2 separate regions of the Mus musculus genome follow, and region 1 is linked to region 2. A link is a loop called in an ENCODE intact Hi-C map of the cell type or tissue named here. Cell type or tissue: heart. All regions are shown on one strand. Links, peaks and the distances in the headings refer to the core of each region. The heading gives the core; the rest is flanking DNA. Region 1 holds the start of Tent5a (terminal nucleotidyltransferase 5A). Region 2 overlaps Bckdhb (branched chain ketoacid dehydrogenase E1, beta polypeptide).

The links. Peaks named below come from ENCODE experiments on the same cell type or tissue, not always from the same donor. Only the 100,000 strongest peaks of a DNase experiment are listed, where the experiment ranks them.
Region 1: it touches region 2 in a loop (2.7-fold over the local background); 2 of 42 quality-filtered maps call a loop at or near these places.

Annotation. Positions count from the first base shown.
Region 1 is chr9:85,322,227-85,334,414 of GRCm38, forward strand. It overlaps Tent5a (terminal nucleotidyltransferase 5A), which reads right to left and starts at 4,924. Exons shown (of 3, transcript NM_001160379.1): 1 at 4,817-4,924; 2 at 4,033-4,579; 3 at 1-3,007. The coding sequence starts at 4,542. The coding sequence ends at 2,231. In heart, for the core only: no CTCF peak of the experiment used is centred there; DNase peaks (open chromatin) are centred at 2,425, 4,465, 5,205 and 6,315; H3K4me3 peaks cover 4,241 bases; H3K27ac peaks cover 3,562 bases.
Region 2 is chr9:84,087,874-84,100,061 of GRCm38, forward strand. The region is part of intron 9 of Bckdhb (branched chain ketoacid dehydrogenase E1, beta polypeptide); the gene reads left to right. Among named protein-coding and RNA genes, the nearest start is that of Gm46124, 69 kb to the left of the region's middle. In heart, for the core only: no CTCF peak of the experiment used is centred there; a DNase peak (open chromatin) is centred at 6,478.

The sequences.
Region 1 (12,188 bases), core at 1,370-9,369, 1.2 Mb after region 2:
GGGTGGTCCAGACAGATGAACCTGGACTAATCTGTCCAGCAGAAGCTGAGAGATGCTGAGATAACATCATTCATTGCCAAGGTGAGAGAGTTACATTCACCCTAGCATCTCTGTCACTGACTGGCTCTGCAAAGGAATGACCATACCTAGCAGTCATTCACTAAGGTTCCAGGGGACTGTGTGATTGTTTCACAACAATAAGGGAAGGTTTTTAATGCATTTGTTTCATTTTTTTGAAATGTTATTTTTCAGAGATCAAGGTCTACAGAGCTGGGACAGGAGTTAAGTTTAGCTGTCGCTGAACATGAAAATATCAGTTCACGACACAAAGGTACACAAATGGTCTCCTGGGAGAGAAAACTAAAGCTGGGTTTGAGCGAATACAACGTGATTTAATTTAAGGTGCAGTACTACATATTTCTATGCAGTGTGACAACCAGATCAAACATATTTCATATCGGATAAATTTATAAAATGTATATATATGTATATATAATATAGATATCCTATATATAAACTTTATGTAATTGTGCAAATACTCTTTAAAAATGGTCATTTCACATTTATTAAATTCTAGTGGTCCAAAATGTAGAATGCACTCATTTGTATTTTCATTTAAATATTAGGAAGTAGTGTTCAGGTTCCAGAATTTTTTTTCCGCAGTTTATGGATTTAGTTATCCTATCTCTGGTCCATGATCCACAAGTTCTAAGCCTTGAAGGTATGTGATTCCATTTATTTAAGGGGGAGGGGTTCAGACTCTCAAAATGTCAAGTAAGTCAATTAAAAAGTATGCTACCAAATATTCTTCCATTTGTGAAGTTCTCTGGCTCACTGAAAATAAGAAAAAACTCACTATAAATGTGTAATCTCTGCTTTTCCTACAAATATATTACTCATTTACCTCCACTTGTCTTATTTTTTTATGGGTTTTAAGTCATCATTGCAGTTTGCCCATGTCTTCTAAGATCCTACCAAAAACATAAAAAGCACTATATTTAAATTTTTCCTATTTGATACATTATTTTAGATCATAGACAAAGTAGTGTGTGTATATATACATACATACATATCACATATATGTGTGTGTGTATACACACAAACAATATATACGTACCTATGATAACATCACACCAAACAATATCAACTTTATATAGGTATTTGCCAAAAAAAAAAAAAAAAATAGGGCATTTCCTCCACCATTCACAAGCTTATATGTTGTTTTATTTTTTTTTCTTGAGTCCCTGATAAAATAAAATAATTATTAAACCATAAAATAACCTTTTCCACTTCAAATCTTCTGAAAGCAACAGGCACTTTGATGTGTATTGGTGTGTAACAAATATAGTAACTCTTTATATATCCTATTCTATCTCTTCTGCTTGGGAATTTTTATCTGTTAAATCTTTGGTCCTTGAGCATGTTTTCTTGGCTACAGCTGTTTTTTGCTTGCGTCTTCACATTTAAAATAATAATAATAATTAAAAAAAACGCAAGCTACGCACGAAGCTGGAATTAACGGGTCGTGTCATCCTTAAGTTCTGCTGTTTGTTACGAGGACAGCATCGACTGACTGTTGGTCGGTTTGGACTGTTGGTTTGGATTGAGCTGTTTCTCTGAGGAAAACAGGATCATTCCAAAGAGAGCACTTGCTTCAAAACAGACGGTAATACCTTCTAGTATAGTAGCCCTGCTTTCCCCTGTTACTTTCTGACCTCCTCGTGTGATAGGCAAGGCTTTCCTCCTCTGTGGTTTCCCATTTGTGAATGCCATCTGAAAAGTTTGTCCACCATTCTCTTCCCTATGGCAGAGCTATGGGAGTAGCTACTGCAAACCCATATTGTCAAAATCAAGCCTTTTTTTTTTTCCTTTTTTAAAATTCTCTTGTTATTTTGGGAGAATCTGGCTGCTTTTTACCAACAGGCCTCGTTTGTTTCAAGATACCATCCAATTGGGTAGAGACCATAGGTGAGGTGGGTGGCTAGGGAGGGTGACAGTTGAGATCCTGCTCCTGTACTGATGGAAAGATCCAAAAGCATTGCCAACTTTAAAATCAGGAGCAAGTCCTCCGTGCACTAAACACATCCCTAATTAGGACTGGGTCACTTCCCTTTTTGGTGTTGTGTCATAATTTTTCTTCCTTTCTTTTTTTTTCTTTCTCTCTTTCTTTCTTTTTTTCCCCCCTGTCTTACTTGAAATGGCTTCCCCATGGGACATTTTTTAAACATTCTTAGTTGCAGGGTAACCAAGTAGAGTATGTCTGCTGCTGGCATGTGAACACGGGCTGAACTTGTGCAATGTAGTAATTGCTAAAGTTAGCATCTGCAACATAGGGGGCCGGCTGGTAATAGCAAGTGACATTAGCCACATTAGGAATGACATTTTGGTCAGCTAGCACCCGGATTGCCAGCATGGTGATAAGGTTTAAAGTCTGCCTCCTTTCATGTCCCATCAGGCACACCGTACTCTCGTTTACCACTCCATGAAGGGTCATGAGATAGTCATACTTGCGGTCTTCCAAGCCCACGAAGTGGTTCTGCAAGTAGGACTCCAGCTTTCTCTGCTGCTCTCCGATGTCTGAGAAGTCAATAAAAAACCGGGAACACATGTACCTCTGGAGGGTCTTGATCTCCTCGGAGGCAGGCCTGAAGCCCCGCACTAAGAGATTGCAGTACTTAAGCAGGCCTCCCCCTCTTATTTCCTCTGGGTTCCTGGTGGCAATGATCTTGTTGCAAAGGTGATCAAAGGCTTCGTGGAAATCACCATAGACACTCTCACCGATGATGGTGGGGTGAAATGTCTCAGTCATCGGGTTCTCTGAACACTCGTAAAAGAGGAGAAGAGAGTCTAATTTGATTTGAAAAGAATCTACACTGAATTCAAACTGCCTCCGCAGGGAATCCACAAACTTCAGCTCCACATTTTTGCCACTGTTGTTTGACAGGGATATAAGGCTCCACCGGTCAGAATCATTGCACACTTTAACCATTTTCTGCACATAAGCCTCCTACGATGTAAAAGAAACAAGGAAATGAACAAAGCTGGTAAAGGAACAATAAATGTGTCTCAGCTGCTTTGCTGAGAATTATTTTGCTCCTTCCTGTTTGTTTTGTTAAGTTTCAGCAAAACACTACCTACGAGCTTAAACGGTCTTCGGAAAACAGGGGAAAAAATACATTTAACGAGTAGTTTTGCCGTCTGGGAAAGAGACTAGAAGTAATAGTTTGAGGCTTTTGGCAGACACAGCAGCATACTAAGACGTTCTATTGTCATGTCTGAGTTCAAATGTTATTTTTTGAAGATGGTCTAATGGGCACAATATTCACCCAGTATCCACAGAGAGACAGACAGTGTCGTGAGTTGGCCTCTCTCAGCCTGGTCTCCAACCACCCCGTTCTCCTCCCCCTTAGGCAATCAATCTTATCAGTCGAGTGTGTCCCTCCAGCGACACTCTACAGTTACAGCCAAAGAGGAACTAAATTGCCTTCAGACAACTTTAATTAATTATACAAAACGCCACCTAAACCGAAGGGGAGGGGCACACTATTACACCCTCGACTCTGTGAATTAACAGGGAAAAGCATCAAATATCTTAAACGCCGAAGTCAGTGGAGTATGGATCGATTCACATTTTCCAATATAATAAAAACCATTGACTCAGTTCTGCTTCAGGCTGCTATTTTTCCCAAAGTCTAGATTACAAGATGACTCAAAAAAATTATTTACATCATTCCATCCTTCCACCAATCACGTTATACTCTGGACAAGAGTCCAGCAAGGAAAGTCAAGAGTTAAACCATAGAGAGAAGGAAGAGAAGGAAACGCAGAGGAGGAAGCACAGAGTTGTGGCGCTGGATCTCCCAGGAAACTAAAACACTCCACACCACTCACGCGCATTAGTGCGCTCGTGAAAAAAAAATAATAAAAAAATAAATAAACGAACTCACTATGGCCATACTGACGGCAGTCAAGGCAAGCTGGGCTTGCTTTCTCCCCACCCCTGCTCTGCCCAAGCCCATCAGGTGGCTTTACCTTGAGAGTGAGCGGTGTGATCTTCTCCTTGTTCACCCCTTCGGGCAAGAAGTCTAACAGGCAATCCAGAACGACGTCCTTCACAGTCTGAAACTCCTCTTCCCCACGCAGGTCAGCGCAGAAGATGAGGTCCAGGTCCTTGTAGCCTAGGCCACTGTCCTGGTGCAGGACGTGACTGGCGGCTGAGCCGTTGAGGCGCACGTCGCGGACACCTATGCCCTTCTCTTCCAGGCGCCTCCTCACCACCTTCACAATCAGGCTTGGCTGCAGCTCGAGCGTGGGGAAGTTGCCGCGCCCGTGGATCGGGATGGTCTCGCTCAGAATGCCGTCCAACCGCTGCACTTGCTCCCAGTTCAGCACATTGCAGTGCGCCGTGGGGCTTTCGCAATAGTCCGAGCAGCGGTCGCCGAAGCTGCTGCCGCCGCCGCCGAAGTCACCACCCAGGGGGATGTAAGGGCCGCCGGTCAGCTCGTCCTCTGCCATGGCAAAGTACCCTTCGCCCTCGGCCATGTAGTGCCCTCCGAAAGCCACTTGGCCTTGGTCAGTCCTAAGAGGAAAGAGTGGATTTAGGGGAGCGGCAGAGAGGTGTGCGGGTGAGGGGACAGGGGTCCCGCCGAGGGGCCTGGGCTTCCCCTCCCCGATCGTGACGCCCATAGTAGCCCTCCTCCCCCAACCCTCACCGACCCCAATGCCCAGCCGCGCGCCGCGCCCCGCAGAGCAGCCCCGCACCAAAAGTATCTCTGATGCATCTGGAAAGCACAAGCGAGAGTCCCGTCTGTGTCACCTGGAGGCGGCCGCCCCTTCTAGGAGCGCAGGCGAGCGAGGAACCGCGAGGCGGACACACTTCGCAGGAGCTGCGAGTGCGCTCCCGGCAGCGGCCCGCGACTTCTCCGCGCCGACCCCCGCCGCGCCCTGAGCGTTCCCGCCCCTTGCCCGCGCCCCGCCCGCGCCCCCGCTGCGGTGGTCTCGGAGGTGGCGGCTCTCGACGCCGCCGATGCCACCGCGCACACTCGCGTCTCTGGAGCTTTAGCAGTTGTGCGGGGGGAAATGTCTTCAGTACTTTTTTTATACCGGGCTTCTCCGCGCTTCCGGGGCCCCAGCGCGCAGCGCTCGCCACACCCTCTCATTTGCATAGAGCACCGCCCCCAGCGCTGGGTGGACAGTCGCCGGAGCTCAGAGCTGCTGGAGCTAGGCCAGGGTGCGCAGCCCCTGGCTATGAGCACAGACAGATGCCTGTGGCTCCTACGTGTAGATTTATCCATTTCTGCACGTCCACACACGCGCGCGCGCACACACACACCCCTAAAGAGGAGACACTTTGCCTCAAATGTGATAGATGGCCATCAAAACCGGATCAGGGTTAAAAATCACGCAACTATAGAAACTTCCCAAGCCTAGCCTTCTGGCCGGGTGGAGCGCGTCATTGCCGCGTAACTGGGTCTCCTGGAGGTTCCCTCAACAGTGTCCGTTTGTGGCTAGACCGCCGATTCCACTCTGGACCCTGGGCCAAGTGTGGTCTCCAGAGGCAACTGGTCACGCACGTCAGTCTCTGTGAGGGAGGGGGAGGGTTTGCTGAGAACTGAGTTTCGATTCTCGAAACCTCGAGAAGTGCTGGTGGGGGGGTGGGGGTGGGGTGGGGAGTCCGGTACCAGCCAGCCAGCCTGAGTGCGCGTCCAGCTGCTGCCCGCGAGCTGGGCAGGCGCGCGTCTCCTATCACACAGCTCCGCGGGCTCGCGGCCAACCCGCGGGGTCTCGGAGCGCAACCCCAGCAGTGCACGAAAAGCGGCCGCCAGGGTGGCGGTCCTTCGGCTCAGACTTGGGAGAAGCGCGTTCCTCGCAGCCTCTAAGGTTCTCAGTTCTTAAGCGGATAAAACGTCAATGATCAAAGTAGGCTCTGGCTTCTTACCGGCCATTAAGGGCAAATTTAAAAGACGAGAAGTTTCTCCCCCTCCAGCTTCAGTCGCCAGTGGAGTGCTTAAGGGTTGGAAAAGGTTATCTCTGCGCTCTGGCACCGCACTGTTTGCTAGAAAGCTCCCTGCTTTCGCTTGTCCACTTCCTCCGCCGCCCCGCTGCTGCCTCCGTTCAAAGTAATGCTTTGCAGTCCTTGATCCAGGTAGAGGCTGTGAGCCGAACGAGGCAGTCAGGGTAGAGAGGAGAGGCCCTGAGATGAACAGCCATTACCCCCATGACCCTAGACAACTTCAGAGAATCAGCCTCTGAATTTAGGGAGCCCTGGTCTAGAAGCCCAACCTGAGTTGAGGGATGGGATGCAGGGGTGTCGCCCACGCAAATCTAGCTGCGTGACAACGCCGCCCCCTGCTGGTGCCCCGTGGAGCTGTGAGTCCACAAAATGGAGAAACTAGAAGCCAGGCTTTCTTAGCATAGGCCGAACCTAGGCCAAATTGGATTGAGCGATGAAAAGGAGACTTGGATCCCAACCTTGTTCTCAAATCCCACTGCTTCCTTTCAGGACATGTCCAACCATGAATGCTACCTAGCAACACATTTTGTATATATGAAATTGTCTGTGTATATGTGCTCGCGTGCCTCTGTGTGTACGACAATCTCACATGAGCTTGCATGTGACAGTCTAGCTATATAGCTCAGACTGACCTAAAAATCAACCTCTTCTGGAGTGATGTGATTACATCTGTGAGCCACCACCTCCACCCTGAGCTCTTCTACACACCTTACAGCCTTCAGGCCAAGAAAGGGGCCATAGGGGGTTGGAAATAAAGGGATTAAGAGGTAATGATCGTGATGGGCTCAGGCCTTGAACACTCGTTTGACTGTGAATGCTCTCGCCCTAAGAGATGTCAGTGGCTTAGTTCTTCCGTCTTGGGGGGGGGGGGACACTGAGGCAAGCACCTGCAGCAAGGGGGACAAGTAAGAGAGGAGAATACTCTTCTTTCTTCCTTTTTTTTTTTTTGGTTTTTGAGACAGGCTTTCTCTGTATATCCCTGGCTGTCCTGGAACTCACTTTGTAGACCAGGATGACCTCGAACTCAGAAATCTGCCTGCCTCTGTCTCCCAAGTGCTGGGATTAAAGGCGTGCGCCACCACCTCCCGGCGAGAATACTCTCAATAAAGCTCAAAGATAGAGTGTTTACGTAGCTCTCTCTGAATTTAACGAGAAAGAGAGAGAGAGACAGAGAGAGAATAAAAAATATTTTCTTGATAAAGTACCAGGAATGATTTTCTTCAAAGGCTGATAATTTTGAGTCTTCTTAAAATAACGTCAAAGTGGCTGGTCATATATTAAATACATTGCCTTTATATAAAAAAAAAAGCAATAGTTCAGCCCCACTCTCATTACTTTGTACAGCGTTTTAAGCTTCCATCAAAAAGCCTGAGGAAAATGAAGCTGGAAAATAGAGTAGCCTGTGAGCAGACTAGCTCCTTACTCACACGTGCGATGTGTCCTAGGAGGCTGAAGACTCAACTGCTTTAGAAAGTTGCCAGGGCGGGGATCCTGACAAGAGGGCCCAGCCAGAGCTTCTACCTTTCCACTTCTTGGGCAGTTGCATCCTATTCTCTAAGTGGGGAGACACCACTCCCCCCCTCAAGAATGGGCTCCCTTCTTTGCACAGCTGCTCCCAAGATCTCTCCCAAGAACAGGAGTCTTGGCTGAGACAGGCCTACTGTGCCATACCACGTGCTAGGGAAAAGAAGAGTCCCAGCCACTGGCCATGGTGGGGAACACACCATTTCCTCTAGCTGGCAGTTCTTTGTGGATAACACTTCCTTAATAACAGAGCATTCCACACTGCCAGGCTTAACTAGACCCTCCTGCCTGCCTCCCAGACTGGGACATCTGGGGCAACTCACTCTTGGCTGTGCCAAGGAAGGCAATTGAATTATTGGATTAATATATGCCTGCTGCATAGAAAAGCTACGGGTTACACACTGCTGAATGGAAGCATATGTTCTTCATTGCTCCTCTTCTGTCGTCAAAACGAGGTAATATTTATATTCTGGAAAACTGCAGCCGTCCTTACACGAAACTGCAAAGTTTGCAGTTGTGAGCACCCACTTGCTTTCTGTGGACGGCCAATGGAAGTACTAAATAAGAAACTCTGTGTTTCCCAGAACATTCACAGCCAAGACACTTCATAGCATGGCTATTCTGGGATTAGATTCACATGGACTTGATGTTTGGAGAAAGGATAGGAGGCTTTAGCTTCTGGGCTTATTTGGTAATTTAGTCTTTCCCCTTGAAAATGAAAGAGAAGAAAGACCAATGGCAATAGGATAAGGCTAAAGCCACCACAAGGAGCTGGAGAGACAGTTCAGTATTTAAAGGCACCTACTGCTCTTGTAGAGGACACCCCCCACACTCCCAGCTTGGTTAACAATACCCATGTCAGGCAGCTCACAATAACCTTAACTCCAGCTCCAAAGGAACCAAGCGTTTCCACATGCCCCGTAATATACACTCACGTATGCTGCACACACACACACACACACACACACACACACACACACACACACAGATGGGGGGTGGCATGGGAAGAGAGATTCAAGTGATTGAAAAAATTCTGGAAATACTAAAGCCACCACAAAACTGAAATCATGTATTTAGACTACTTCTTGGGAAAGCAAAATATCTTTATCTGAATTTTTTAAATGGAAAGCCTAGTAGAGATCTTTGAGGAAAACATATCATTTATAACTAGTTGTTCTTGATTTGCAACTTATAGTAACAATCAATCCAGATTTAGCGCACAGTAAGAGAAAGTCCAATTTTGGCCTTAATATTAAATATGCTAGTGTGCACCACACAGTATGCTCAATTTTTTTGTTGTTTTTTGTTGTTGTTGTTGTTGTTGTTGTTGTTGTTTTGTTGTTGTTGTTGTTGTTGTTGTTGTTGTTGTTGTTGTTTTTCGAGACAGGGTTTCTCTGTATAGCCCTGACTGTCCTGGAACTCACTTTGTAGACCAGGCTGGCCTCGAACTCAGAAATCTGCCTGCCTCTGCCTCCCGAGTGCTGGGATTAAAGGTGTGTGCCACCATGCCCAGCTATGCTCAATATTTTAAATATGTTATTTCTTGAACTAGGTTCTCCCCAAACCACAGCTTTGCATTTTATATCCCTATTACCCAGATTGGGAAGTAAGGCATTGGAAGGTCAAGTGTCTTAGAGAGGTGGCAGAGCCTTGGCACACCCATCCATCTGTCTGGGAGTCTCTTGCATCCTATGGGTTGGCATTCTCCCTGCCTTCTGATAATCTTTTTAAGCTTGGAATTAACCTGGAGTTGTACTTTCTCTATTTCTTTCCAAGTAGTAGATGTTCATTCTGACATAGCATTGGGAGCACACATGTTTAATCTTGAATCCACTGCTAAGAGCCAAACTGACTGAACTGATGGGGGTGACTCCCCCCCCCCCAAGCCCGGACAATGACCTCTGCAGTCATGGAGAACTAGCAAGCCAGCAGCTTCAATGGGGAAGTTTGCAGAAAACTCTCACAAAAGGAAACACAGTGGGAGGTTTGGAGATGGCCCAAGAACACTAGTAGCTAACGGAGTCAGTTCTCTCTTCTTGTTCTCTCTGATTCATATCTTCCCAAAGATGGCTTCTGAAGATAAGAAGTAAACAAACAGGAAACAGTTCCCCAAGCTCATAGCCAGAAGGAGAGGAGAAAGAAGAGTCCAGAGAACCAGTTACATCTTTAACTTCTATCTTCACAGCCCTCTGTCCAGCCTTCCTCCCATAACTATGTTGTTCTCTTTCCACACCAGCTTCTTCTCTTCATGACCCTCCAACTTTTGCTGCATCTATCCTTTGACCATTTCCACCAACCATGGCAAGCCTGTGGAAGCACACTGCAGTGTTGGCAGAAGAATACTAGGATCTGGGATGTGAGCTCTGACCATCCGCCTCATTCAGAGGACAAATCTCAGTAATTGGTGACAACCAGTTAGGTGACAGCTTCCTTTCCAATCATGGACACAGGTGTCATCTCACAGATTTCCTGAGACCTCTTTGCTCCCCAGTGAGCAGTGGCTCCATAGCAACTTATCACATCATTCTATGTAGAAGTTAAAATGTCCAGAGGAACTGTTTCTAAGAAAACTTACAGGTGCTTGTAAAAAACAAAAGATTTTTATTGTTTTCTTCAAGGAAATACATGTTTCAAAGACTAGCAACATCCCAGGATATAACATTTCTAAGCTATTTCAAAAATAATGTTACAAGTTATTGCTTAATATGTTATTAGTAACTTTATTAGTTGTTTTCTGTAGTTGTAATAAAAGTATCATGACAAAAAAATTATAGAAGGGCGGATTTATTTTGGCTTGTGGTTCTAGAGGGTTATGAGACCATCATGATGATGAAAAGGTATGGCAACCAGCAGAAATGGTGGCCGGTGCAGGAAGCAAGTGACCATACCCTCGAATTGTGAGCACAAACCAGAAAGAGCAAACTGGATATAGGTGAGGCATTTTACAGTGAATTCCTCCAGCAAAGCTGGAGCACGTAAGTCTCCATGGAGGTCCAAGTATACAAACGTTGAAGACTCCGGGGAACATCTCTTGTTCAAACCATCATGGTGACCAATAGCTGTCATTAAAATGATAACAAGTATCATTTAAAAACGTGTGACCCTTATCCCTCTAAAGTACATCATTGTGTCTTCAAGAACTACTCTGCTGCTTCTAATGAGTACAAGTGAGGATAGACTGGGTGATTTCTGCCTTGTTTGTACGACTAGTCATAGAAGAATTAAGGTTGCACAATCTCCCATAGCAGCCTCGTTGTAGAGTTCTATATTTGTGTAGATTTAAAGCCAGGAATGCTCGTTTACTTTTAGAAGGACTCTCTAGCTACTCACGTGGTCCTCTGACTTGGCTACATCTTCACTATTGGGTTGCTGAGTCTCTTATTATAAGTGCACTAAGGGGTTATTATCAAGTGTATTCCTTTGATCCATCTGACCACAGAAAAATAACTCACAGTTATTCACAGTTGTCGATCAATGAATTTACAAAATTCCACAGAGACAGATAGCAGTTTGGTTGCCACGGCTTATGGCATCACATTAAATTCAATACCGACTTCCCCGTTGTAGAATTCTTCATCAATGCTATCAGCCTGAGTTTTCTGGTACTGCCAAGGATGATGATAATGCCAACTTTCCTTCCTGTGTGGACATCTTGGTGAAACGTGACTGTTTCAATCGGTGTTGTAAGTACCATGCACCAGACGATTGTCCTTTCTCCAGACAAGAAAGGTGTTCAGATTCTACATTCATATGATGAAATATAAATTTGAAATGTCTGCGTGTCGTCTTCCCAGATGCCAGGCGTGGATAAATGTCCTGTGACTTTGTGCTGCAGTACTTTCTCTCTGAATGCTTGTACTGAAAGATATTGGGCTTCTCTGAGATAAAGATGATGCTTGCTTAATGGGACACATGAAACACTGTGGAGGAGAGAACGAGGAACTACCACTTGATCGAACATTCTGCCTTTTTAAGAGGAACACATGCCCAAATATTTGCGATCCTTGCCTAGTAGAACATGAGGTTATCTTCTATAGGTATGCTCGTTTCATCTTGACGTGTATCAGCCAATTCTTGGGTAGAACCTGAACTGATATATTTGATGCCCACTGGAACTTGCTTCCTTTACATAAGCTTACAGTGTTTAAAAGATATGTTTACAAATGCTAAACAGGTATTGCATTTATCTATTTTCCATTGACAAAACAACATAGCTAAGTCTTGGTAAAGAAAAGAATTTGGTTAACTCACAGTTTGAAATGCTAAAATGGATAAATTCTGGGATCTGGGGCCTCTTATTTGACTCCCAGAGAGGCTGTCTTGCTGTGTCACAACAAGGTTTATTGCATCATGGAGACAGGTATGCTTACAGGGGAGACCTTGAAGACCTCAAGCTAGGGTGACCGATTCAAGAGCCCAAGGCCTTATCATCTTCCATTATACCTTCCTACGGAAGGATTTTCATCCCAACTCCACCACACTGGAGTTTGACCTTTGTCACTTGTACTTTGAAGGGACAGACTCAGATCATATCCAAACACGAACATCTACCACCTACTACCAGTTGTATACACTTAATCCTGAGAGCGTATGACTAATGGGTGAATCTGTGTATGCTGCAGAAGACATCATTTCTCCCATACCTAAGTCA
Region 2 (12,188 bases), core at 2,224-10,223:
CAGGACCTGTTCATAAGATGGCACCATGCTTGTGTATGCAATGGTGTCAGTGTTTGGGGGCTGATTATGGGATGGATCGCCAGGTATGGCAGTCTCTAGATGGTCCATCCTTTTGTCTCCGCTCCAAACTTGTCTCTGTAATTCTTTCCATGGGTGTTTTGTTCCCAGTTCTAAGAAGGGGCAAAGTATCCACACTTTGGTCTTCGTTCTTCTTGAGTTTCATGTTTTTCGCAAGCTGTATCTTATATCTTGGGTATTCTAAGTTTCTGATTTTGCTGAAAGGACCCTGATATAGCTGTCTCTTGTGAGACTATGCCGGGGCCTAGCAAACACAGAAGTGGATGCTCACAGTCAGCTATTGGATGGATCGCAGGGCCCCCAATAGAGGAGCTAGAGAAAGTACCCAAGGAGCTAAAGGGATCTGCAACCCTATAGGTGGAACAACATTATGAACTAACCAGTACCCCCCGGAGCTTGTGTCTCTAGCTGCATATGTATCAGAAGATGGCCTAGTCAGCCATCAGTGGAAAGAGAGGCCCATTGGTTGTGCAAACTTTATATGCCTCAGTACAGGGGAACACCAGGGCCAAGAAGTGGGAGTGGATGGGTAGGGGAGTGGGGGGGACGGTATGGGGGACTTTTGGGATAGCATTGGAAATGTAAATGAGGAAAATACCTAATTAAAATTTTTTTTTAAAAAAAGCGGCACCATGCAAAAGCGATTTCCTTGCCATGCAGAAGGTTAGGTCCTTAGGGCTTCTCTGTTTTTATTATTGCTATTTATCGTGGGACAAGATCCACTTAGGTGCTTGTCCCAGAAAGCACTGCCCAGGCACACCCTGCCCTGAGAAGAGGGCCTGAGAATGCTTCACTACTTGATCTAGCAAAAGTTCATGTTTTTAAAACCCTAAGGCAAAGAGTACAGTTTTGATTTTTCTTTAAAAACTTTCTTGCAGCCAGTCATGGTGGCGCACGCCTTTAATCCCAGTACTCAGGAGGCAGAGGCAGGTGGATTTCTGAGTTCGAAGCCAGCCTGGTCTACAAAGTGAGTTCCAGGACAGCCAGAGCTATATAGAGAAACCCTGTCTCGAGAAAACAAAACAAAACAAAACAAACAAAAAACCACTTTGTTGCTTTATTTCTCTTTCAAACCACAAGTTACTGATTTGCCAGTGCGCTGTTTAAGGAAGATGGAGACCAAATGAGTTTAACTGCACAGAAGGACACATAGCCAGCACTATCACTCATTAGACTCTAGGCTCTTTACCTAGATTATTTTATTATCAGTACTGTTAAAGCTGCAGTCCCAAACAATATTATGAAATAGGAACTACTGTCACCTCCACAGGTAAAATGATTAAGTACAGAAAGGGTTTACAACTTGACCAAAATTCACACTGCAAGTATGTAGCTGAATTTAACTATGGCCTTGTAATTCTAGATAGCCAAATTGCTCTGAAATCTGTCTTTTATAAAAAGAAAAGATATGCTAGCTTCCTTCAAAGTTGAAAGATATTTCTATTAAATATTTGTCAGCATGTGTATTATGTTCAGAACACTGGAATTAATCGTGTGATGGCTCTTCAGTCACTTAAGTTTATCTAAGTGTTATTGACAGGAAGGACAATATTTTACATAACCTTTAGCTGAATAATCTTTGTGTTTGTTTTGTTTAAGCAGCAAAGTAACTTTCCAAGGATTACAAAATGATCAACTAATATAAAGGGTGTTTTATAATCTTGATCCATTTTAATAAGTACAAATATGAAGGAGTTTTACTGTCATTTAGTACAATTTATTGTCAATAGCAGCAAACACCTATACTGTGGCAGTAGAAGTTTGAGAGCCTGCCTTCTTAGTACTCAGTTCTTAAAGCTGGTGCTGTCTGACTTCTGACCTGAGGCAGTGTATCTGTGGTGAGTTCTGTGTGTGGAGGGTTTGGTCTGGAATTCACCATACAGCTGGTATTTCCTAGTGCTCAGATACACCATGGCTGAATAACCAGAGGTATAGCACAGGGGACTCGAACACTATTTTATTTCTTTCAAAGCTTTTACTTATGTTCTGGAGGAAATGAATAAATCATTCAAAGTAAACATTAAAGATAAAATAGGAGTATATAACACAAGATAATGCCATGTTCTCTCTTTTAATATTTTTCTCACTATCGAGACATAGAGGCAGAAACTTCGCAGAGACAGATCTTTATTGTGATAATGTTTTAGAAGGGCTGTGTCTGTGTTTGTTTCTCGGTTGGGTGGTTGCTGTAGCAGAACTGGGAGTGCAAGTGGTCTTCTGTACCAACCTCTCCTTTGTCCACGATGGCCTCCCACTCGAGTGTCGAAGGTCTTTGGTTTCACTAAAGGTAGTTTTATTTGCATGAATTGTGAGTAGTGTCAATTGGTAGCTGAAGCTACTATTTGGAATCTCCAGGCAGCAGCAGTGGGAAACTCCTCACGTATGATTCTGCATTCTCAGGTTTTCATTCTATTCCCCTCTCCCTGACATTGTTTGTTTTGTGTAACCTTTATTATTATTTATTTTATCAGCCACTCTTGCATTAATGGGAGCAGAGTGTAGATGGAACTGTTCTTAGATGATGCTACGTGCCTTGGCTGGTATCTCAGGGGAGTCCGCTCCTCCTCTCTTCCTCCCAAACCGTCATGAAGGAAGTGATAAGAACTTCTCAGATGTCAAAGGGAAAATTGTACATGGCCTCGTGACAGCTCAAGAAAATTGGATACAGTCTAACGCCACATGTGAATGCCTCTGAGACGCCATCCCATAACTCTTTCCTTTTCACTGCTCCTAATCAAAGAAAGAAATGTCTCTTCTCCTCCTACCACTGCCCACATATCCTTACATACGTGCTTCTAGAATTGTTTTTACAAGCCTTTAACATGTAATTATCTGAGAGGTCATTTGCATTGTTCTGGGCTTAAGAGTCACCTTGAAGTCGGTACCTTTGCTGAGCTCTGACAGCACCATATGGCCATAGCTTGGGTTGATCTGGGTTGTAAAGATAAACAGATGCCATTTTACTTAAAGATAGCTGGTGTCTGAGGTCAGCTGCATTTTAGGAAGTTTTAAGCAAGTTTAAGCTTTGTGTTGTAAATTCCTTATGGTGTTCTAAGGAAAAACAGCAAGTAGGGAATTTCTTCTAGGATTATCAATGACTGTTTAAGGTAAATGAACGTATCTCTAGCATATAACGTTGAATGCAGAGGATGCCCCCAAGGAGTATGAGAAAAGGCTCTGTGCACAGTCTTGAGTCAAACTTCCCAGGGATGCTTTCTCTGCCCCACATCTCTTTCAGAAAGTGCTTTTGGGGGAAGAGATGTGCTGTTGAATGAGGGGAGAAGGAAGAAGATACGTGTGTGTGTGTGTGTGTGTGTGTGTGTATGACTCAGAGATAATGTTGATGTGTACAGCGAGACATGCATTTAGTATCATAGCTTTAGTCAGTTTGACCAATGTCACCCTAAAATTACAATTGTGATTTAATGGGAAAAAAAGAAGCAGAATTAAAGATTGTTTTAAATGAGCAAAAGGAGTGTTAGAGAGAACCAAGAGTTAGAAATAGTCAACATTTTGCTGAAAATAAGAAAGTCTATGGGAGAGTAATTCAAAAATAATTACTGTCATAATGATATAGATATCCCTCAGAATCATGTCAACAGAATATGAGGAAGCCTACACGCTAAGAGAATGTCAGTATTTTCATAAATTCTCTCAGGCATTCTTATGAAAGGTGCTTGCTCTGTGTAGACTTGCTCTATGTATCTTGTTATCATCTCTAGAATTAGAGCAAGGTAAAATTCCTTAGTATCTTTCTCACCATTGCTTTATTTATGATTTGGATTTTTGGACTTGATTTAGTTAATATGCAATGTATGTATTCTCTTTTAATGTCCTCTAAACTGAGGATTTTAATTTCATATATGCCAATTGTGAAGGTCTGACTTTTTTTTTTTTGTAAGCAAAGTAAGAAATATCAAAATTGACTCAGTGAAAAAACAAAAACAAAAATCCCAAATCTTCATCTAGCATCTATGATCTTGGGCTTGTAGCTTGTCTTCCCTTGAAGGTAGAAATAGACCCAACTGACTGTTATTGTTAGGTTCCACTGGCTGCCAAAGCTGGTTTGTAAACTGTCCTAAAAGAGAACTGAGAATTTGAGCCATTTCATTTTACCAAGTTTAAATTGAATTATGAAGTTAGCCTAACAGACCCTGACAATGCCAATTTAAGAACATTCAAGGGTAGACAAACCTTCTCCACAAACAGAAGTGAATATGTAACAAACTGAATCTTGGGCTGTTCAAGGTCAAGCTGAACTGATCTAGGAGTGACAGGTGGGTTTACGTTAAGTAACATATGATTAAAAGTTGTTAGAGTAGCTGGCTTCGAGGAGAGAGAATCAAAATATGAATGCATGGTGTTTTGCTCTGTAATCTTAAACAGTTAACAGTGTCAGAGCGAAACCTCTCCTAGCAGATTAGCAACTTGGTTGGTACCTGTTACCTACCAAAGATCGATTACAAAAACATATGTAATGGCAAAATGTTGAAAGGATTGGCTTTTAAAATTAGGACTCATTTAATGCTATTTGTTGCCATGTTAGATGCCCTCCCTCTCCAGCGCATGAACACAAGGAAGGATTGAAAACCTACAAGGATAGGAGAAATGAAAAAAAAAAAAGTGTTATTTATTGACACAGAAATTTAAGCAGAGACTTTAATGATGTTGTTATAATTGCCAAATAAAACTTGAAAAATTTCTATTTGCCAAAACATAAGTCTTATTTATAGTAGCAACAATAGGAGATGGGGATAATGCTTAAAAAATTCATTTGAGACGTTTAGGGAAAAACACTAAAAAATAATTTTTAAATGATTCATAAGGAAGTTCATAGGTTGGGAACTCATCAGTATAATATGCTATTTATTGTCTGTTTTATCTCTAGAATCATTCCCACTGCAAACAGATCTTTGCCTGTTTTTCTTACAAATAATTTCTTATCATTCTCTTTTTTTTTGCTTTCATTTTTCACCTGTATTTATGTGTGTGCCACATGAACCATGGCCAAACACCAGCTTGCAGTTCTGTCCTTTCACCATGTGGGTTTCTGGGGTCTCGAACTCAGGTCATCTGGCTTGGTGGCAAGTCCCTTTAATCTCTGAGCCACTTGCCATCCCTTTCTTGAGTTTCCAGTGGATTCTAAGTGTTTTAGAAGTAAGGGCCCTAAATAGTCAAGCGACGCCAAAGAAATTTTCTGTTGCACAACGAAGAAGGAACAGCCTGCAGCAAGAGTATGGGAGGACTCTGTGTTCCTCATCTGACTCCGCACACATTACTGCCATGACCACATCTGCTCAGCTCCGTACCTACAGAACCAGGACACCTAGCCAAGTTATTCGATTTCACTGCTACTTTTAACCTCTTCCTCTTGCCATCTTGGACCACTGTCATCAGGGATTGTGAGAAGAGAAGCTTCGCTTCTAGGTGTTAGAACAGTAGCTCTAGAGCTGGCTGGTTAGATTCAATGCCCATTCTGTCCTGAAGCTGCTGGTGACTGTCGGCTATTTAATCTCTGCTTCCATTTCCTCATCAGAAAATCAGGAAAACCTTAGTGACCCTTGCATGTAGTTATTAAGATTAAATGAATCAACCTGCTTAAAGCTTACAGAACATCGCCTGCCATTCATTGCACAGTAAATATTAGGTATAATGATGTTGTTGTTATTGTTATTCCTTTGCATGGTCTTGTTGCTCAAAATAATTTTCTTCTTGTGTTATTTTCTTATAATACTTTGCATTAGCTTTAATTGTACCTTAAGTGTTAAAAAAAATAGCAGATTTATTTAACCAGTAGAAACTGAACACCAGGAATAGAGCCATGAGCTTGTCTTTGCAGAGAAATGACAGTTTGCTCTAGAGATATTTTAAACACAACTACCGAAGAATGATTCACCGGTACAAAGTTTGTCAACTGTACAGTTTACATAGATGGTAGTGCCTGAAGGCTCCATTGAGAATATAGAATTCTCTTTACAATTTGAGAGACGAATAAAAATGGATACAAAAAACAGTGGTTGTCTAGATAGACCAGCCTTTCATAGAAAATGCAATTATTTAGTAAACGCTGTGACCATGTATGTATATGTTGATGGAATACTACCATTTCATGGCAAATGATCTGGAAATTTTAAGGAAAGGATAAAGTAGGCAGAGGAGGTTCAGCTTTGACTTTGCCATGAGTCACATGCTATGGATTGGAATAAGCCATCCCTGCTCTCATGCCTTTATCCTGACCCTGGCTCCTTCCTGCGGCTTGGCTTCATGCCCAAGTCTTTGGGATACTGGGTATGAGGCTTACTGAGAATTGATGAGCAACTGATACAAGAAAACCACAGCGTGTTCCTGGGAGGTGAAGGCCGCTTTCCAGAGCGTTCATGCAGCCAGGCTCCAGCCCAGCCCAGCCCAGCCCAGTGGCGAAACCACTTTTCTGGGCTTGCTGCAGAGCCCTGATCTTCCCAGCCTCTCCTGCCAGTTAAATTACATAACTCTAGTGCAGTCGGAGATGTGCTCTCAATCTGAGAAGTAGTTTCCACATCCAGCTTTTCTCTCTCAGAAATGTAATGGCATTGGGGAAATCAGTTTTATTCCGTTGTTCTAGGGTTAGAAGTTATTATTTCACACGGGGTCTTCTTTTGAGGTATTTTGTATTTCATCTTGGTTTCTTTATCTCTAAAAGAGAGATGGTCATACCTAATGGACCATGCGATAATATTTGCAGAATCCCCAGCACACTGTCAAATAATAGTGATGTAGTGAGCTTATATCTCCTTTATTCCTACCCCAAAGCTGCACTCACCCAGTCTCTCAGCCAGCACTTTTGCTTTTAGGGCTAGAGATTCTCTGTTACCTATTTTTCATATATATCCCCTTGAAAGAGCTTACATTTTCAGTTTAGTAAATTAAAACTTAATGATCTTCAGGTGCGTTCTTTGTTGGCTTAAAAAAGATCTTGTAGAACATAGCAAGAACATCATTGAAAGGCAACAGAATTATAGAATCTATCCAGCCGTTATTGAGAACATAGGATGCATAGTATTTACTTAAGGCATATTTGTTTTTTTATGAAGTGTGCTGTACATGGCCAAGTTGATATGTTAAATATTGTTTTCTCATTCCTTTTAGCAGAATGTGAAGCACACATTTCATATTGGAGGAAAAATTTTTATTTGTATGTAAATCACTTAAACAAAAAAGTTAATAAATTAAAAAAAAATTCATCCATGGAGCTATGTCTAGATATGTTTTGAATTCTTGACCTAATGAGTTAAAATTAAAAAAAAAACCTAAATATAAAAATCCTTCCTTAAGTAAATTTACAAACCATTTTACAATTTGATCAATCTAGTTACAGTTTTTCAAATCCAAAATACTTCAAAGGGCTCAAGCTGAAAGATGGACATTGTCCTCAATGAACTATTTTTAATAATAATTTTTTAAAAGCACATACCCATGTTATTTATGAGCTAGATGCACAGAGCACCGTGGGGTTAATTTTTCCTCCTCCTCTCAATGCCTGCATGTTTGTTTGTGTGTAACACTTCAGTTTTGTAATCTTGATTGTGCTGTATGTGTTTCGTTTTCTGCGTATTATGAGCATAATTACATATGCTAATTTTGTCCAAAATCGTTTAGCGGGTATAATATTCCATTATTTGGAAGTAGCTTTGACACTGCGCCTGACTAGTTAACTATTTCAGGACTGTAAGCCTCAGCAGAGATGAGGTCACTAAGTGTTCACCGTCAGGGCACCTAAGTGTGCTTTCCTCTCATATCGCATAAAAGTAACACCAGTCATTATGTCACACTGCTTCGTTTGTACGTAGATTTTTAAATATTATTCCTCAGATTAAATGGGGGAAACTTCTGTGGTAGAGTTTCTTACTCAATGATTTTTTATTGTTATAAACATACATGCATATATGCATACATGCATAATTTAACTCAAATGAAGTAGCATAACTTTATATCAGCCATTATCGTATAACACCCGTATTTCTTTATGTTAAAACTCTTGTCTATTATTAACAGCACAGACGATTGAGAATCAATTTGAATATTGGAGCTATTCAGAGGATATTTTGTCTCATGCTGTCATGCCTCATCTTTGATTTTATTAAAATATTATATCTAAATACTGTATAATATTAAATTTGGGTAATTTTAGTTGAAGTACAAATAGTGGTATCCTGTTTATAGTTCTTTATTGGGACAATGTAAAGAATAAATTGTTTAAATAAATATAGAGCACCTACGATATAGAAAGCATAGATTGAATGAAACATCATTTTCCTTCCTGATAACACCATAAGTGAAAGCATGAACTGGTCCGTAAAGAAAAATCACACTGGAGCATTTTAAAAAGTGAAAGTACCCGTGTGGGCCATCTCTGCCGTCAAGCGTGTTGTCAGACTCCAGTAGTTTCTAAGATTTCCTTCATGCGCAGTGAGTTGCAGATTCTGGAGAGTGGAGGTAGCTGGCGGCTTTCCATAGGTAGTGTAATTTCAAGTTTAGCGTAATTTAGCTTGACAGTTAAATCATGAAACAGATGTTAAAACATTTGCAAAGCCCAGTAAGTTCCTTTTTAATTGGCAGCCTGATCACCTTCAGTATTGAAGCTATACTTATATTCTTATCTCAGATTTTCCTTAAACTGTAATGATTTAGTGTGTACGTGAGAATCAACCGCTGTTCCATATCACGTGACAGCGCAGCCCGCAGAACTTCAGTGCGGTCTGCTGGTTTCCCGCGTTTGCATTTTGCTACCAACTTTCCTCCCCTTTACCTGGACTTTAACCCCAGGTCTTCACAAGTTTAGAGAATACGCTCTTTTCTTTCAGAAGGTTGCTTCCTCATAGCTGGGAAGCTTGTACCAAGTGAGTACTTGATGGGACAATACATGTGTTAATACCGTTTATTAGTAACGCTCTAGTTAATGGAAAATCATGAATGCAAGGTGCGTCCCATTGGCTTCTTGGAAGGCACATGACCTTCCGCCTTGACTTTTGCTTTCTGTGTCAGTTTGGGAGGGAGAAAGCCCATCATTTTTTATTTCCTTCTCTCAGTTGCTAGCTGCTTTTTCCTTGCTGTCTGCATGTGGGCTCAGGAGTTGGCTAAGGGTTTTGAGGATGACCTTGTTTAGTGCACAGATTCTGTGGACCTCGGGTAGCAGCTGAGAGAAGGTGCCATCAAGGAGCACTCAGCTGTGTCACTCTTACTCTGCCTGTCCTTAGATGCTCCGAGTTGGCTCTCAATAGTCTTCTCAGGACAGAATCTTGGGGTGGGGTTTACAACTAGAGGGTTGTTTCTCCAGAGACAAAAGGGCTGGCCCTATCAGCCTCGTCCATCGCTGTTTTATTTGGATTTGCTCATTGGGGTCAGATGTGGTCTCTCTTGACTTTTCTAATGACTTTCACTTAGGGCGTCTGTAGTTTCTCTCCTTCACCCTTAAGGGGTAGCCTTGCTCTAGGATACAGATGTCCGTACAAGTTTCCTATTGCTGCCTGAATACACCGTGACAAATTTAGCAGCCTAATAAAACACAAATTTAGTCGCTCAATCCAATACAAATTTATTTTCTTATAAGTCTGCAAGACTGGAGTCTAATATATGACTGTAGGCTAAAGGCACAGTATTGATAACAATAGTGTTCCCTTTGCCTGTGGTCATGACTCCTTGTCTATCTTACAAAACAGTAAGGTTGTGTTCTTGAACCTTCTGCTATAGTCAGGTCTCCTGCTTCCTGCTCACAGCTGGATAAATCGTTTTCAATTTTAAGGTCTTAAGATTGTATTGAACTTACCTGCATGATCTAAGCTGCTATTCCCACGTCACAACCCCTAATGTTAGTTAAGCCTTCACAGTCACTGTTTGTCTTGTAAGGCAATGTGCTCATAGGGAAAGACTGTTGTCAGGCTGTTGCCAGGCAAATCCTCTGCCCGAAGTTTTCTTTCCTCACGTTATTTTTCCTCAGGCCATGTGAGTCTAGAGACTTGAATAAGATAAGCTATTCTTCCTCATGATGGTGTGCCCAAGATAGAATTACTTTCAAGGCATAAAACCTTGATGTCTAGAGTTGGGTTTCCCAGCTAACTGCAGAATGGATTTACAGGCCTCTAAGTTCTTCCCTCTGTGGTCCTCCATAAACCAGTGAGTTTTTCCCCTCAATCCTCAGTTCCTTAAATCTCCATGTGTATTGTATGTGCTCCGTGGCTGTGGAACTCCAGTGATCAGTGTGGAGCTCTTAAAACCAGAAGAAATTGTTACTCATTTATGTCTAAATTGTTTTCAGTTTCTCATTTATGTCTACAAGACATACAATCAGTAGTTTAAATGATGGGGCCTGTGCCCTCAGGTTTGTAGCCATCTACCTAGGAGACAGACATGAAATTAATCATTACTATCTACCAGATGGATGTGCATGAATAAGTATGTATTTGAACAAGTATACACATACTTGGTGTATGTTTTAGTGGAAGCATAGGTCTTAAAAAGCTTAAGGGTCTTTGCACGGACTCAGGACATTAACCAGCTGAAAAACAATAGCCTTTCTAGATATGTAAGCTTTCAACTTTCAGAGAATCTTCGTGGAATATACTTTTCCCGGTGAGGTTTTTGATATTTAAAAGAATATGACATAACTTGTAGGTTTCTTCCCAGTTCTTAGTTCTGGAAGGAACTGATAACACAATCAGAATTCCAGTTGATCCTCACTGGGTATGTGGCCGTGTGCAGTATTCTTTACTATAATTCCCAGTTTACCCATTGATAGTTTTTTCCTCAGTGAATTTATTATGGGCTTTGAAGAGTCAGAGAGCCCCATACAGAGGGCATTCAGGTGTTAGACTGTTTCATCGCCGTTAAATATCACTTGCTTTCTCCAGTTGTTCACCGTGTTTCCACTGTGATTATATAAAGCAGATTTCTTGGTCCAAGGCAGCTTTTGCCTCTTATGCCTGCAGAGTTGACTCTGGATGCTCAGGGAACTGTGCAGCATACCAGAAGTAAATGTGTGAGGGAAATCAGGTGGCTACAACTTTGAGGTGTGAGAGTATAAGAATTCAGTTTCCTATCAAGATAAATTTTAGTGTTTATGTCACATAAAATTCATGTTGTCTTTTTCCATATGTATTGTTTGTAAATCTGATGAGATAATTTAGAGAACGATCACCAAAGAAAACTTATACTCTAATTAAAACGGTGTAAAGTAATTCTTTTAAAAATACTTTGGAACATAATAAACCATCTGCTCTTTTCAAGGCTGACTTCTCAGCCACATGTTGTATCTGCTTCCAAATCTTCAATGAGCTAGGAAGCATTTTTGTATAAGCATCGCTACGTGCAAGTAATATTAAACTTTAAACGCAGCAGATAAGAGCATTTACACATTAGTCTCAAATGAATAAAGGACATTTTATCAGATTTAATATTTTTCATAGAACAAGAATAAATTGAACTTTGAGGAAATCATTAAGAGTAAGAATACACCCCACTTTCTATACCAAGTTTGATACGATATTTGCTATTTAGATTTTTGTTTTGTTGATGACAGTGAATGATGGGGCATGTGTTCTTATTGTCTTCCTGCTTTATAATGTTAATGAATATCTTTTTATATGCATACATGTGAAACAGTGGTCATGTAAATAGGCCTGCAAAATTAGCTTCTACAAAGGATATTAGTTTTGACTGAGATTAGGTTTTCAATATTACTAAAGTTGAATGTTTTCTTTATGAGTCAGGCACCCCTGACTCAGCACACCTAAATTGTCAAATGAAAAATAATCCAATTAAAATGACTTAGAAAGGCCATGCTATTGCCACCTAGACAAGTGTTGTGTCCGGCCAGCAGACCACAACCTGGGTTTTAGCCTGGAAAGGCATTTTGGAAACCTGGAAGAGAAGAGGGGCTAGGTGGCGAGAGAAAAGAATGTAGCCAAGACAGTTACTCTGATCAAGGCTCAAATTTTATTGTTGCGACACTAGTTATGAAGGAAGGGGAGGGGACCCGATTCCCGCCGAATAATCTCTGGTCCAGTAGAAAGGTGCACGTGTGTGGCTCCGCAGGTTCCAGCAGTGGGCGTGGCAGAACGAATGAGCAGGAAGCTCCA